Regions from separate parts of the Mus musculus genome. Here region 1 is linked to region 2. Evidence: chromatin loops called from intact Hi-C (ENCODE). Cell type or tissue: left cerebral cortex. All regions are shown on one strand. Each heading gives the region's core, and the rest is flanking DNA. Links, peaks and the distances in the headings are about the cores only. Region 1 has its middle 11 kb from the start of Gys2. Region 2 overlaps Pyroxd1 (pyridine nucleotide-disulphide oxidoreductase domain 1).

Region 1 (10,425 bases), core at 7,661-10,160, 120 kb after region 2:
AAAGGTGTTTATTTTTATATTGTATGAAATTCTTCAAGAATTACAAAAATTATATTAAAATAAAAAGGAAAGCATTCATGATTACAGGTTTTCTGATGTAAATACTGTGAGGAAAGAGTTCCTCTTCCCTTGTTTGTAAATTGTACTGACTATTTAAATTGAAATTTAATTAATAACTTCACCCTTTGCCTTTCCTCCCTCCAGCCCTTCCCGTAGCCCCCGTACCCTTCCAAACCGATTGCCTCTTTACCCTTATTTGTTTGGTTGGTTGGTTTTTCGAGACAGGGTTTTTCTGTGTAGCCCTGGCTGTCCTGGAACTCACTCTGTAGACCAGGCTGGCCTCGAACTCAGAAATCTGCCTGCCTCTGCCTCTCAAGTGCTGGGATTAAAGGCGTGCGCCACCACTGCCCGGCTAAGTTTTTTTTGTTTGTTTGTTTGTTTTTTGTTTTTTTTTAAATAAAAGAAACACCTTGTATTTCTCTTTGTCTTTTTATTTTAAAATTCTCCTGTGCTAGTCCTTTGGCAGAACAACAACAACAACAACAACAAACCCTGCCTGTCTTTATCACTTTGTGCTTTAGTTAACTTTCCTGTTGCTGTAATAAATGACCCTGTGAAAAAAGCAGTTGAAGGGCTAGAGAGATGTAAATGCACCGTCTGCCAGCTCTAATAACATATATCCTACATCCTATCACCTACCCTGTGGTGAAAGGAAAGAACCAATGCCTACAAGTAGTCCTCTGAGCTTTACCCATATATCATTATATCATTGTATCTCTCTCTCTCTCTCTCTCTCACACACACACACACACACAGAGAGAGAGAGAGACAGACAGACAGACAGACACACACACACAAAGAGAGAGAGACACACACACAAAGAAAGAGAGAAACAGACACACACACACACACACACACACACTACACACACCAGAGAGAGATAGACAGATAGACAGACAGACAGCACACATACACACACAGCGGAAGATGTAAAAAGAAAAATTTTAAGCAACTTAATAGAGAAAGCTTCTCTTGATTCACATTCCAGGTAACAATTCATCTTGGGGATGCCAGGGCATTAGGAACTTGAGGTATTTGCCCAATCTCATTCATAGTCAGGAATTATAGCAATTACTGTATTTACCTTAAGTAGTTATTTAAATAGTTCACACCATAGGTTTTCAAAGCTCTATATACTATCAGGAGAGTCCTTTAATGCTGGGTTTGCCCCTGTAGTGACTGGGTAGCTTCTTTGGATTCTGCTCTTCAGGTCTTTGCTGCCATGTGTTCGATTCTCTCTAGGGTTAGCCAGGCCCATTGCACACCAGGCAGGGCAGGAAGCTGAGAAGCTTAGTCAGCTTCAAGTGTGTGCAGTGTGGTGATGAGTGTGCAGGCCAAGAACACACTTGGGAGCAGCTTCAGAGAGCTGGTTCACCCATGGGGGGCGCAGGAGGTTGAGGGATATTTCTGCCCCTGAGGAGGTGGCCAGGATCTTTGTGGTTGGAAGATGCTTCATCTGCATGCTCTAGAACTATAGGGTGTGTTGTGGGGGACCTTATAAGGTCAAACAAGGAGTGAAGCCTGATAACTGTCAGGGTGATGCGTTCTTATTAGGCATGGTGGTAGGGAAGCTGGCTGTAGAGCATCAGGTTGGGAGAGGGGAGGTAGTCAACTTGTGATGTCCTTATGTTTGAGGTATCCAGGTTTGAAACTCCCTCGACCCCTCCTAGGTAACTCTGGGTTATTACAGCTCCACAGGTTTTGCATAGAATTTTGTGTCTTTTTCCCTCACCATATTTTAGGGGAAGAATAATAAAAAATATTCTCCTATTAGGCAAGCCTCCAATCACCTCTCATGGGGCGGGGCGTGGGCAGGTTCCCAGCATCCACTTCCCCAAGGAAGGCAGCTGAGGGGGTTGGAGTCAGCCACTGCAGGTCAAAGGCTGCTTAATTTTGTCAATTTCTACCTTCTTTAACTCTTTGCTATTCTGTGTCCAAAAGCCTAAGGCTTCTGGCAGTTTAACTGTTGCTGATAACAGCAGGGGATTAAGAAAAAAAGGCTTAGTTACCAAGAGGTTTCGAATGAGGCAGCGAGAAAAGAAAAGGAAGAAAAGATAGTCAGGGCATGCATGCAAGACTGTATGTGTGTGTGTGTGTGTGTGTGTGTGTGTGTGTGTGTGTGTGTGTAGTCATGCGTGCGTGCACATACACACACACACACACACACTTTGGCTGTGCCCAACCACTTCTTTCATCACTTTTCACAAGTGCACATACATACTTATATACATACACATATTCCTACACACATATGTATGTACATAATATTGACATATATACATACACATACATACATAACCTGGTGGATGGAACACAGCCTCAAAAGCCCAAAAGCCATACTTTGTTCCTGTTCTCAGCTTTTTATACCTTCTTAGACAAAAGTTCTTTAGAAAATTACCTCATAGATAAAATGTTACACAAAAGGGAAGTTACAGAAGGATGTTGATAGTAAGTTCAAAGCAGTGTTACATTCTATAAGCTCATTATAAGTTCAAAGCAACAGTTTCACATGGCCTTGCTTTATCATGGTGCACACCTGTGGTTTCATCCTTGGACCTGATCTAGAATGAATGCTTTTGCTTGATCACAAATCTGTCCCAAGCCCATTTCTCTTCTTAGGGTAGTTGTGAAAGCTCATTGTGTCCCTTATTATGCAGCCTTTATCTACTATTCTATGAGGAGAGGGCACAGTCTATTCTTGATTCTAGCTTTATTACATCTTTCTCACCAAACAACTAAAACCACCTCCTTAAAATTTCTTCCTAAAATTATTTTAATCAAATTAGGAATGCCATAAAGTGATGCCATTAATTCATCTAAACAGCATTAAATCATTAAAGTTCATGTTCATGTTGATCTGCAGGAAATTTTCCCAATAGGGTAGGCTGATGTCCAGGAATAATTAGGCTATGAAATAGTGACAGGAGATGAAGTCTCAGGAGCTGTGCCTCTGCAGAGCGCACCCATCACAGCCATGCAAAACAGTGGGCCATCTCCAGGAAACTCACTTGCTTACCATAGCCTTTCTTAGATGGCCTCTGTCACCATGGGACTCTCATCCATGACCCCTAAAGTGTTCTCTGAAAAATACAGATCCAACCAGGTCCCACTCAGATTTAAAATACCAGTTGCCACTGATTCTTTTAGGTTAATAATTCTTGCCATTTCTTACCTCATAAGCTCTTGTGGCAATCTTCTATGGTTGTTTCCCTGGCCCTTCCCTTTATGTCTTTCCACGATGGCTCTTTATTTCCAGAATAGCTCACAGTCTTCTTTGACTCACAGTTCATGCACATAAGGTACTTTTTGCCATGGATAACCACCCTCCCTCAACCCTGCCGCCTATTTTAACCTTTGAGTTCATTGTAATCTCAGAGGAGAGTCTTTTGTGGCTTCCAAAGTCAGAACATTGTACCTTTTAAAGACTCTCGCTTGGTGACTTGAACATTCTCCCCCAGACCGCATTGTCTCTCATGATTTCTGCTCATAATTACCTTGCTGTGTGGTTTGTAATGGCTGCTGTTTGTAACTACTCCACTGTGTAACTATGCCACTAGTGCTTTTTCTTCCCCACTGGGCTTCCCTCATCAGCACCTGACTCATGTCCTGGTGCATAGTAAGTCCTTCACATAGAGGTACCCCAAAACCCCAAAACAAGGTTTGGTTCCTTCTGGTCACCAAGCCTGAGCGAAACGTCAACGGTCACAGGTAAAAGATAGCAAGAATTTCTTACAGGGAAAACATGGAAGGTTTGGAAACATTCAAAGTGTAGGGGAAGAAGAGGGGATGCAGAGACAAGGAGTCATCTCAGAAGACGACAGAGAACTCTTTGCCAGGCAGCACCTGAGGCCCCTTCCAGGGAAGCCCTTCCTTCGGTTCCAAGTGTTTCTTCTGTGAGTCAAGTATTTTCATCCACAATTGAGCCAGAGCAGCTGCTTCACAAATCATGAATATAGAAAGCTAATACTTGTATTTTTATTTAAATCTTAAGCTTAACTGTAGATGAAAGTAATTTTTATTTAATAGTTTTGATCTTTTGAGAATCTTAGACACAAGCATACCTTTCACCCTCCCCCCCAAAATTCATGTTGTACTTTTAAAATATTCATTTAAGTGTATGAGTGTTTTGTTTGCATGTATTTCTGCACCATGTTTATGGAGTGCCCAAGGAGGGTCGGAAGATAGCACTGGATCCTCTGGAACTGGAATTACAGACTTGTGAGCTGTGAGTATCTGGGATTGAACCAGGGTCCTCAGCAAAAGCAATGAGCGCTATTAACCAGTGAGACATCTCTCCAGTGCCCAACATTTATGTTATGATGAAACACATTAATATTACTCATTTGGAGTTAATTATGAATATAATTTTTATAAATCCAGTGAGCCTGAAAGTCTTAATACTCAAATTCTCAAACATTGCCAGCACCCCCTGCAGACTGTGAAATACCTGTGTGTGGCTGAACCACCAGTTTTGCCAAGTGACTGACCTCTGTAGTCCTAAACTCAGCATTTCCGGCAGCCTTGCCATCTAATCAGCTGTCACCAGCTCAGTATTCCCAAGTTCATATCCCACATCACACTGGGACAGTTTCCTCTTCCTCTCTGATATTATCCCCTCTGCCTAGAATAGTGTGTGTGACACATTCTACATGTGGCCAGTTCATCTTTCACCCCTCAGACTCAATGCCACCTAGAGCACAGCTTTCCTAAATTCTAGTCCTGGGGGTTTATCCTTGCGGAATCTCCGTGCTCCTTCCTGGCATATCTACAACTGTCTTTGTCATACTACACTGCCCTCAGTGCCAGCCTCTGTAAAGAGTGTGTTGTTTCCATCCTTGGGGGTCCCCATCTGCTGGCACGTAGTGTGGAGCACAGCACTCAATAGTCCAGAGGATGTTTGCGGCTATGGTCCTTTGCTTGCTCAGTGTTGTTTAGATTTTGAAATAGCAATTTTCATATTGACAGCAACTCAAAGTCCTCCCACCCCAAGCTGTGGTGGTGCTTCAGGCTAGGAGCGATATCAATTGAAAAGCCTAGCCATTTCTGTACTGAATTCTGGGATCAGAGAACCAACTGTTTAAGGTAACTTTACAGAGTGACAGGTATTTCTGATGATAGCAAAGCATGTGACCATGTGACTGGGTGACAGAGGAGGGTCCATCAGCATGCAGCAAGTGAGAGAGGGAGGGAGGAAGGGAGGGAGAGAGGGAGGAGGGAGGGAGGAGGGGAAGCATGGGCTCTAGCTGAGTGTTTGGAACGACTAGTGCAACTTCTCGCTTCATTCATTGCACTTGGAATTTAAAGACAATGTTTTAAGCTGTTCTCAATGATCCAAAGGATGATGGGAAGGTCGGGTTAAAAAAAAATAACAAGAGTGGTGGCTCTGGGATGCAATGGATAGTGCATTGGACTTTTAGTGACAGAAAAAAAAATAACAACAGGAATAAAACATTCACATTAAAACTGGATGCTATCCTAACTTAATACTCATTACAGTACAACTCATCCTCAGGATTTGCTCCATGCTTGTTGATTTATTCATGTGTATTAGTGGTTTGCCTGCATGAAGCTATGAGCACTAAGTGCTTGCTTGGAAATCAGGAGAGAACACCAAGCACCCTAGCACTGAAGTTACAGATAGTGGTGAGCTGCCAGGTAGGTGCTGAGAACCAAGTCCAGGTCTTCTGCAAGAGCAGCAGGTGCTCTTAACCACTGAGTCACCTCTCTGGCTTCTGCTATAGAATCTTACTTGTGAAATAAGGAAATGTTTCCTTATGAAACAGGAAACATTTTGGTTCCAATCTCAGTGTTCATAAACATAAACCAACTCCTCGGGAGATCCTATTCTTTCCTTTAAATGAGTTTGGGGGCCCAAATACTTTTGCGTCTTTAACATAGAAAGGACCTTTGCTACTTATTACAGCCAAGAGAGTTGAAGTGTTTGAAACGAGTCCTGTCATCGAGAGTGATTTTTAAATATATTGTTGAACTCACGAAGTATTAAGGGGACTAGAGTGGTGGTTCAGTGGTTAGGAGCACTGGCTGCTCCTCCTGAGGTTCCAGGTTTGATTCCCAGCATCCACACGGTAGCTCACGATCATCTACAACTCCAGTTCCAGCGGGATCTGCAAGCCTCTTCTGGCCTAAGTGGGCACCAGGTACACGTGTTACACAGAGGTAAAAACACTCATCAAGCTCAAGAATAAGCTTAAAACTGTTTAAAAAGTTAACATAGGAAAAAAACCTATAATTTGTCATATCTATATTAATATTACGTAACATGTAGGATTATCATTAGCTTTCTAAAGTTCAGTTCATTCTGTTAACTTTATACATACATGCTGTGTATTTTGATCATCTTCACATTCAATCTTATCTGGCTTCCACCCCCATCAAACCTCTCCTCCTGCAAGTGCTTCTCCCACTGACTGTTAATATCAAAATTCATTTTGTGACCACACAATTGAAATGTTTATCAGAAGCCTGTTTGCGGCAAGCACAGAGGCGGCACTCTTCTTCTCTCTTACCCTGGCTGTAAATTAATATTAAAGACAACAATGGGACTAGATAGAAATAATTTTAATACACTTTAAATGTTTAGGAAGAACACCCCACAGGGCCTGTTTGCAAGTGTGGAGCTAGGAGGTATGAGCTATTTTTAAGCACGGCTAAAAATATCCTGCACATTGTTCTTATACTCAGCTGATTACAATAATTCATGTCAGCAGGAATTGAAAGCAGCAGCTGTGGGCATGAGGTGGGAGACTCACTTCCAAGGCCTTCACCTTCCTTAAGGCCTAGGGGGGAGGGGGGGCAACCCTGACAACCAGCAGGGTAAACAAAGCAGAGAGAATCAGGGACTTATTCCTCAAAACCTTATGCCTGATTTTACCCCTTGTTTGGGATAAAAATTCCCCTTGTCATTTAACCCTTTGAGCCATTCCCGATTCTTTTTTTTTTTAATTTTATTTTATTTTTATTAGGTATTTTCCTCGTTTACATTTTCAATGCTATCCCAAAAGTCCGCCATACCCACCCCCCCCAATCAACTACCCACCCACTCCCCCGTTTTGGCCCTGGGGTTCCCCTGTACTGGGGCATATAAAGTTTGCAAGTCCAATGGGCCTCTCTTTGCAGTGATGGCCGACTAGGCCATCTTTTGATACATATGCAGCTAGAGTCAAGAGCTCCAGGGTACTGGTTAGTTCATAATGTTGTTCCACCTATAGGGTTGCAGTTCCCTTTAGCTCCTTGGGTAATTTCTCTAGCTCCTCCATTGGGGGCCATCTGTGACCCATCCAATAGCTGACTGTGATCATCCACTTCTGTGTTTGCTAGGCCCCACCATTCCCGATTCTTATATTTCCTAGAAAGATGTCTTTACCCAAATCTAGATTCATTTTGGAATACTGTGACATGTCTGTCTATTTGACTCTAATCCTTAGTAATGGAATTTTTCCATTTTGGAATAAATTATGCCAGTTTCTTGGGAATGTGAGAATTTGTTCCCCCTCTATCAACTAATAACATATCTTGGTTTTGACTTTGTAAAGCCTTATTTTGCTATCAGCACAAATGCATTAACAAGGAAAGGGAAAAGGAAAAGATGGCTCACACATCATTACAGAGTTTAAAGTGTAATTGAGAGCCCGTGAGATGAGTCAACAGGTAAAGATGTTTGCAGCCAAGCCTGATGACCAAGTTCAATCCCCCAGTCACACATGATAAAAGTGAACGACCAATCTGGGCAAGTTGTTCTCTGACCTCCACGCATCAACTATGGCACGCAACTCCTATAAATAAATAAGTGTAAAAGATAACTTTAAAAAGTAAATTAAAAACTTGGATTATTAGCTGGGCAGTGGTGATGCACACCTTTAATCCCAGCACTTGGGAGGCAGAGGCTGGCGGATTTCTGAGTTCGAGGCCAGCCTGGTCTACAGAGTGAATTCCAGGACAGCCAGGGCTATACAGAGAAACCGACTCAAAAAACAAAAACAAAAAAAAATTTTTTTTGACCATGTAGAGACTGCCATATCCAGGGATCCACCCCATAATCAGCATCCAGGAAGAAACCAGTTTCTTTTGTGAAAACGCAGACTTTGAACCTTAGAGATGTTTTCCCAAACTTCAAGGCAATGGAAGGATTTTCCAAATACATATACTTTTTCATTAAAAAAATTAAAGCTATTTTATATATATGGGAAGTTTTTGCCTACATATATGTTTGTAGAGCATGTATATGTCTGGTGCCTGAGGAAGCCAGAACAGAGCACTTGGATCCCCTGGGTTCGCCAGCTGTGAGCTGCCGTGTGTGTGTGTGTGTGTGTGCGTGTGCGTGTGCAGGGAATTGCCCGGCTCCTCTGAAGAGCAGCTCGAGCATCTAACCTCTGAGCCATCTCCAGTCTTCCCAGATGCATTGAAAGCGTTCATGTTCACAGACCCCTGTGTAGGGTGAGATAGTTATACATGCTTTTCCCAGCCATGCTTCAGGTTACTTATAATCCCTTCCACATTCCTAAGCGTATATTAGAAACCACTTTCTCTCATTCCACACCACCTGCTCTTCAGTACTGGCACATCACTTTGGACTAGACACTGTGTCGTTCCTATGGTAACGACATTGTGCGGCAGGTTAACAAGTCACATCCCTTCTAAATGTTACACGGTCTATATATAACGTGTGCTCCAGCTTAGTCTGATTTCCATTTAGAACTATGGCTCAGGAGCAGGGCACATATTTAGCATGAGCAACGTCAATTTAACCCCCCATATCAACAAAGACTAAGAAAAACTAAGAGGGGAAAAAAATCTACGGCCATGATCACATGCATTTGGAGAGCTATGAATCTTTCACTCTAACATCTGGACTTGTGTGCTCCAGATGTACTAAATACACAAGCAGGGCTGAGAGATGGCCCCGGCGAGCATTGCAAGGGACCTGGGTGTCATCTCCAGTACTCTCAGCCACTTTTAACTCCAGCTCCAGAGGATCCGACACCACCTTCTGACCATCAAGAGAATGCACATACATACCCACATATAGTTAAAATAGCATACTTTTTAAAAATGGTAACATAAATGTACGATGCAATTTACACAGTGTCTTCCTCAGTCCATGGATACCTCTGTCCTGTAACTCCTGCACCAGACTACACTCGATGAACACCTACTTCCTGCTCTGGCCTTTTAAATGTTCTGGCTCCAGGCTATAATTTACTTGGTTTGACACTGAACAATGTTCCAAAACTAGAGGAGCAGCTTCTGCCCCTCCTCACCCCACCCCCCACCCCTCCCCACCACCACTAACTGCCAGGGTGGTGACGTCAGTGGGAACTCCAGCAAGCAGCAGCAGCCCATTTAAACTCTAAACTGGTCCATGAAATCCAGTCTTGGAAACTCACAACTTATTATAAATTCAGCAATCACTCAGAGCTACCACAAAGAACTGGAGTGGAGATGTAACCGCTCCACTTACAGAAACAGTCTTCATACAATCATATCATTTTGGAAATGTGATTTTGAAAAAATATATAATACCTGTCTTGGCCTCACTTCCCATAACACAAACATCCTCAGAAATGCTGGCACAAGATGCAAAACCTCAATGTGTTATAAAGAAGTGTTCACTGCAGAACACAGAATGGTCGAGGGTGAGAGTTTAGAAGCCTTAGGTCTGCCCGTTCAGAAGCTGACTGCCATCTCCGGGCAATTCTCATTCCCTCATAGGAAAAGACATGCAAATCTTCAGAGCAGAGGCTTTTCATCGGCGTGACTTTGCCTTCTTCCACAGGGAACATCTGGAGAGGGCTGCAAGAATCTCTAGTGTGCTTGGAGAAGAGCTATCTATGACACCTGTCAGGTAACCATCAGGGCTGATGTTTTCTATAAACAAGCCCCATTCAGTCCACAGCATCACTAGAGCCATGATGAAAAAGTACCACCTTATATCTTACGAGACTGGAATCTTTGCAAAACATCTGCAATAGTAAATGCTACTTGTATTAGCCTCTATATGGCTAAGCCTTGTACTAAGAATTCTGTGTTATTTTCTCAATTTATACTACTTGCTAGTGACACAGCACTTACTAAGGCCCTGGATTTCAGGATCAGCATAGAAAAAGATCAATCAGAAGTAAACCACTTTTACTGAAGAGGATACCCTTGCTATCACTGTTCATGGATGAAGGAATTATGACAGCAAGCAATATGCCCAAACCACTATCAATCAACGACAGAGCTGAATCTCAAGCCCAGGGTTGTTATGGTAGCTTTTAGCCATCCCCAAACTTAGACCTAGATAGCCCACGTAAATTAGGACCACTTAAAGGTCAATCTGCCTTACATAGCTGAGTTTCCATATTG
Region 2 (2,500 bases), core at 1-2,500:
ATTTTGATTGAAATTGAAATCTCTTCAGGAATACAAAGTACAAAATAAAGAGAAAAGAAAGTACATGGGGAAACATAACCACACGGAGTGCATGGGCACTCAAGTAGAGAATGCAGACACCAGACTGGATGTTGGAAAGAAATAAAGAAAATTCTTCAGATGAACTCGTTTAATGACTCATTTGCAGATGAACACTCCTCCTCTAGAGTTGACGATAAACCTTGACTCATACAAATACACCAGCTCCTCTGTTTGCCTGAACGTCAAAGTCAGGCTGCGGCCTCAGGAGGCTGCTGTCGTGATTTACTTAGAATATGCAGGCCATTCTTGCTGACACACTTGGTGCTGAGGACTGTTTTATCTGAATTATAACAGCAACTCTTCTCACTAGAAGTCATCTACATTGCTCAGCTTAAAATGTCACCCATTTGGAAAGGAGAGCCCATGTCAGCATAGTACTGCTTTAAAGGAGAGTCACGTCAGAAGACGACAGCTAGTTACAGCAAGGCGAACGGGCTTACAAAAGTTATGTGGACTTAATGTGAGATATATTACATTTAGACAACTTTACATAAAAGTTGTATTTTTCATTATTGTATAAGGTAAGCTCTGAAAATACAGCTTTATATGTATAAAACATGAAGTTGTTTCAAAAATTATAGCAGATTATAAAAATGACCCAGACATGAACATACAGAACAGTTACATTGTACAATATTACGTGACACTCAAGCATCATCAAGTTTTCTTTTCTTAGCGCCTGCGTTCTTAGAGCCAGATGGCTGAAGCCTGCTTTTAGACTTCTGGGAGTTACCTGAGCTTTGCTCTTCCCCCTTCGAATCCACTTGTTCCACCTGACGAGCTTCAGACAGTGCACCCTGCAAGAGAGTGGCCAATGGGTACCCTGGTAACTTCAGCCGTTCAGTTTGCTCACGAGCTCAGGAGTCTCAGAACCCCTGGGAATCATCAGCTCTGTCTACATTGTCTACTCAAATGTGGGCAGCTGTCCTTAATAAAAGAGGGTGTGGCTGAGGGTGAGTCCGTGCCAGCAGAGTAGGCACTCGGAAGAGCACATGCACTTCCCAGAGGCTGCCACAGCACTCAGTTAAGGGCTTGCCACCTCTGCAAAGCAGACTGTGTTTTGACATTTTTACCATAGATGTCGGAAGACAGTTCACAGAATTCGGTCCTCCTTCACTAGAGGGCAGCCTCGGCCTCAAGAACGGAGTTCAGGTTGTCAGGGCCACAGAAAGGACTTCTATTACTAAGCCGTAGTAATAGACTCCAGCAGAGACTTCTTAACCACAACAGATGCCACCCAGTATTATGAGGGAAGTATCTCGTGGGATTAAGACTTTAATCTGCAGTCTATATCATATTCCAAGTGGTTACAGCCTCCCCCACCCCCTACTCTACACTGGGCCAGTCTAAAGTCCTACACTCTTATCTGTCCAATATCAAACATAGGAAGAAAACTGACATCATTTGTGTCTAACCAAACCTAGTAAAGAACTACAGAAAAGCAGGCACACACTGAGAATGAGTAGCCAGTTACCCTAACGCTGCTCTGTGCTGACTTCTTCACTTGCATAGTGACAGCATGGGCTTCGTTGCTGAGAAGACAAGCTCTGGGTCCCACCTTCAGATAGGAGATGGTGGCGTAAGCCGTGAAGCTGTAGTCTTCTCTGGAAAAAAAAGAGCCACAGAAACTTGAAGGAGTCACAGAAAACATTTAAAACATCAATATAAAATGGACCATCTAGAGACTGCCATATCCAGGGATCCATCCCAAAATCAGCTTCCAAACGCTGACACCATTGCTTACACCAGCAAGATTTTGCTGAAAGGACCCAGATAAAGCTGTCTCTTGTGAGACTATGCCGGGGCCTAGCAAACACAGAAGTGGATGCTCACAGTCAGCTATTGGATGGATCACAGGGCCCCCAATGGAGGAGCTAGAGAAATTACCCAAGGAGCTAAAGGGATCTGCAATCCTATAGATGGAACAACAATATGAACTAACCAGTACCCCCTGAGCTCGTGTCTCTAGCTGCATATATATCAGAAGATGGCCTAGTCGGCCATCACTGGGAAGAGAGGCCCATTGGACTTGCAAACTTTATATGCCCCAGTACAGGGAGCACCAGGGCCAAGAAGTAGGAGTGGGAGGGTGGGGGAACGTGTGGGGGACTTTTGGGATAGCATTGGAAATGTAACTGAAATAAATACCTAAACACACACACACTAGACCAGCACAGACACAATCCTTAAAGGAAATCGTGGGGTTTTTTGCTTTGTTTTAACGTTTTTGACTTTGTGATCAAGGTCTAAGACTTGGGTGAACTGTTTCCTACAATGCTTCACATCAGATAACTGCAGGGCAGTTCACTCTCCTCCAGTCCAGTGGGAGAAACAGGAGGACAGAAGACAAACGGGCTGTGTACTTGAGATATTGCTGCAGGAGGGCGTGGGCGACGATTCTCTCCAGGTCTTCCCGGGG

Evidence for each region. A loop is a pair of places that touch in the nucleus more often than their neighbours do. Peaks named below come from ENCODE experiments on the same cell type or tissue, not always from the same donor. Only the 100,000 strongest peaks of a DNase experiment are listed, where the experiment ranks them.
Region 1: it touches region 2 in a loop (3.0-fold over the local background); 2 of 42 quality-filtered maps call a loop at or near these places.

Annotation. Positions count from the first base shown.
Region 1 is chr6:142,479,156-142,489,580 of GRCm38, forward strand. No RefSeq gene overlaps it. Among named protein-coding and RNA genes, the nearest start is that of Gys2, 11 kb to the left of the region's middle. In left cerebral cortex, for the core only: no CTCF peak of the experiment used is centred there; DNase peaks (open chromatin) are centred at 8,670 and 9,299.
Region 2 is chr6:142,361,992-142,364,491 of GRCm38, forward strand. It overlaps Pyroxd1 (pyridine nucleotide-disulphide oxidoreductase domain 1), which reads left to right. Exons shown (of 12, transcript NM_183165.3): 12 at 1-633. The coding sequence ends at 11. Recql (RecQ protein-like) reads right to left here. Exons shown (of 15, transcript NM_023042.3): 13 at 2,445-2,500; 14 at 1,556-1,685; 15 at 1-878. The coding sequence ends at 729. Among named protein-coding and RNA genes, the nearest start is that of Pyroxd1, 18 kb to the left of the region's middle. In left cerebral cortex, for the core only: a CTCF peak has its summit at 1,192 (motif pointing right); a DNase peak (open chromatin) is centred at 295.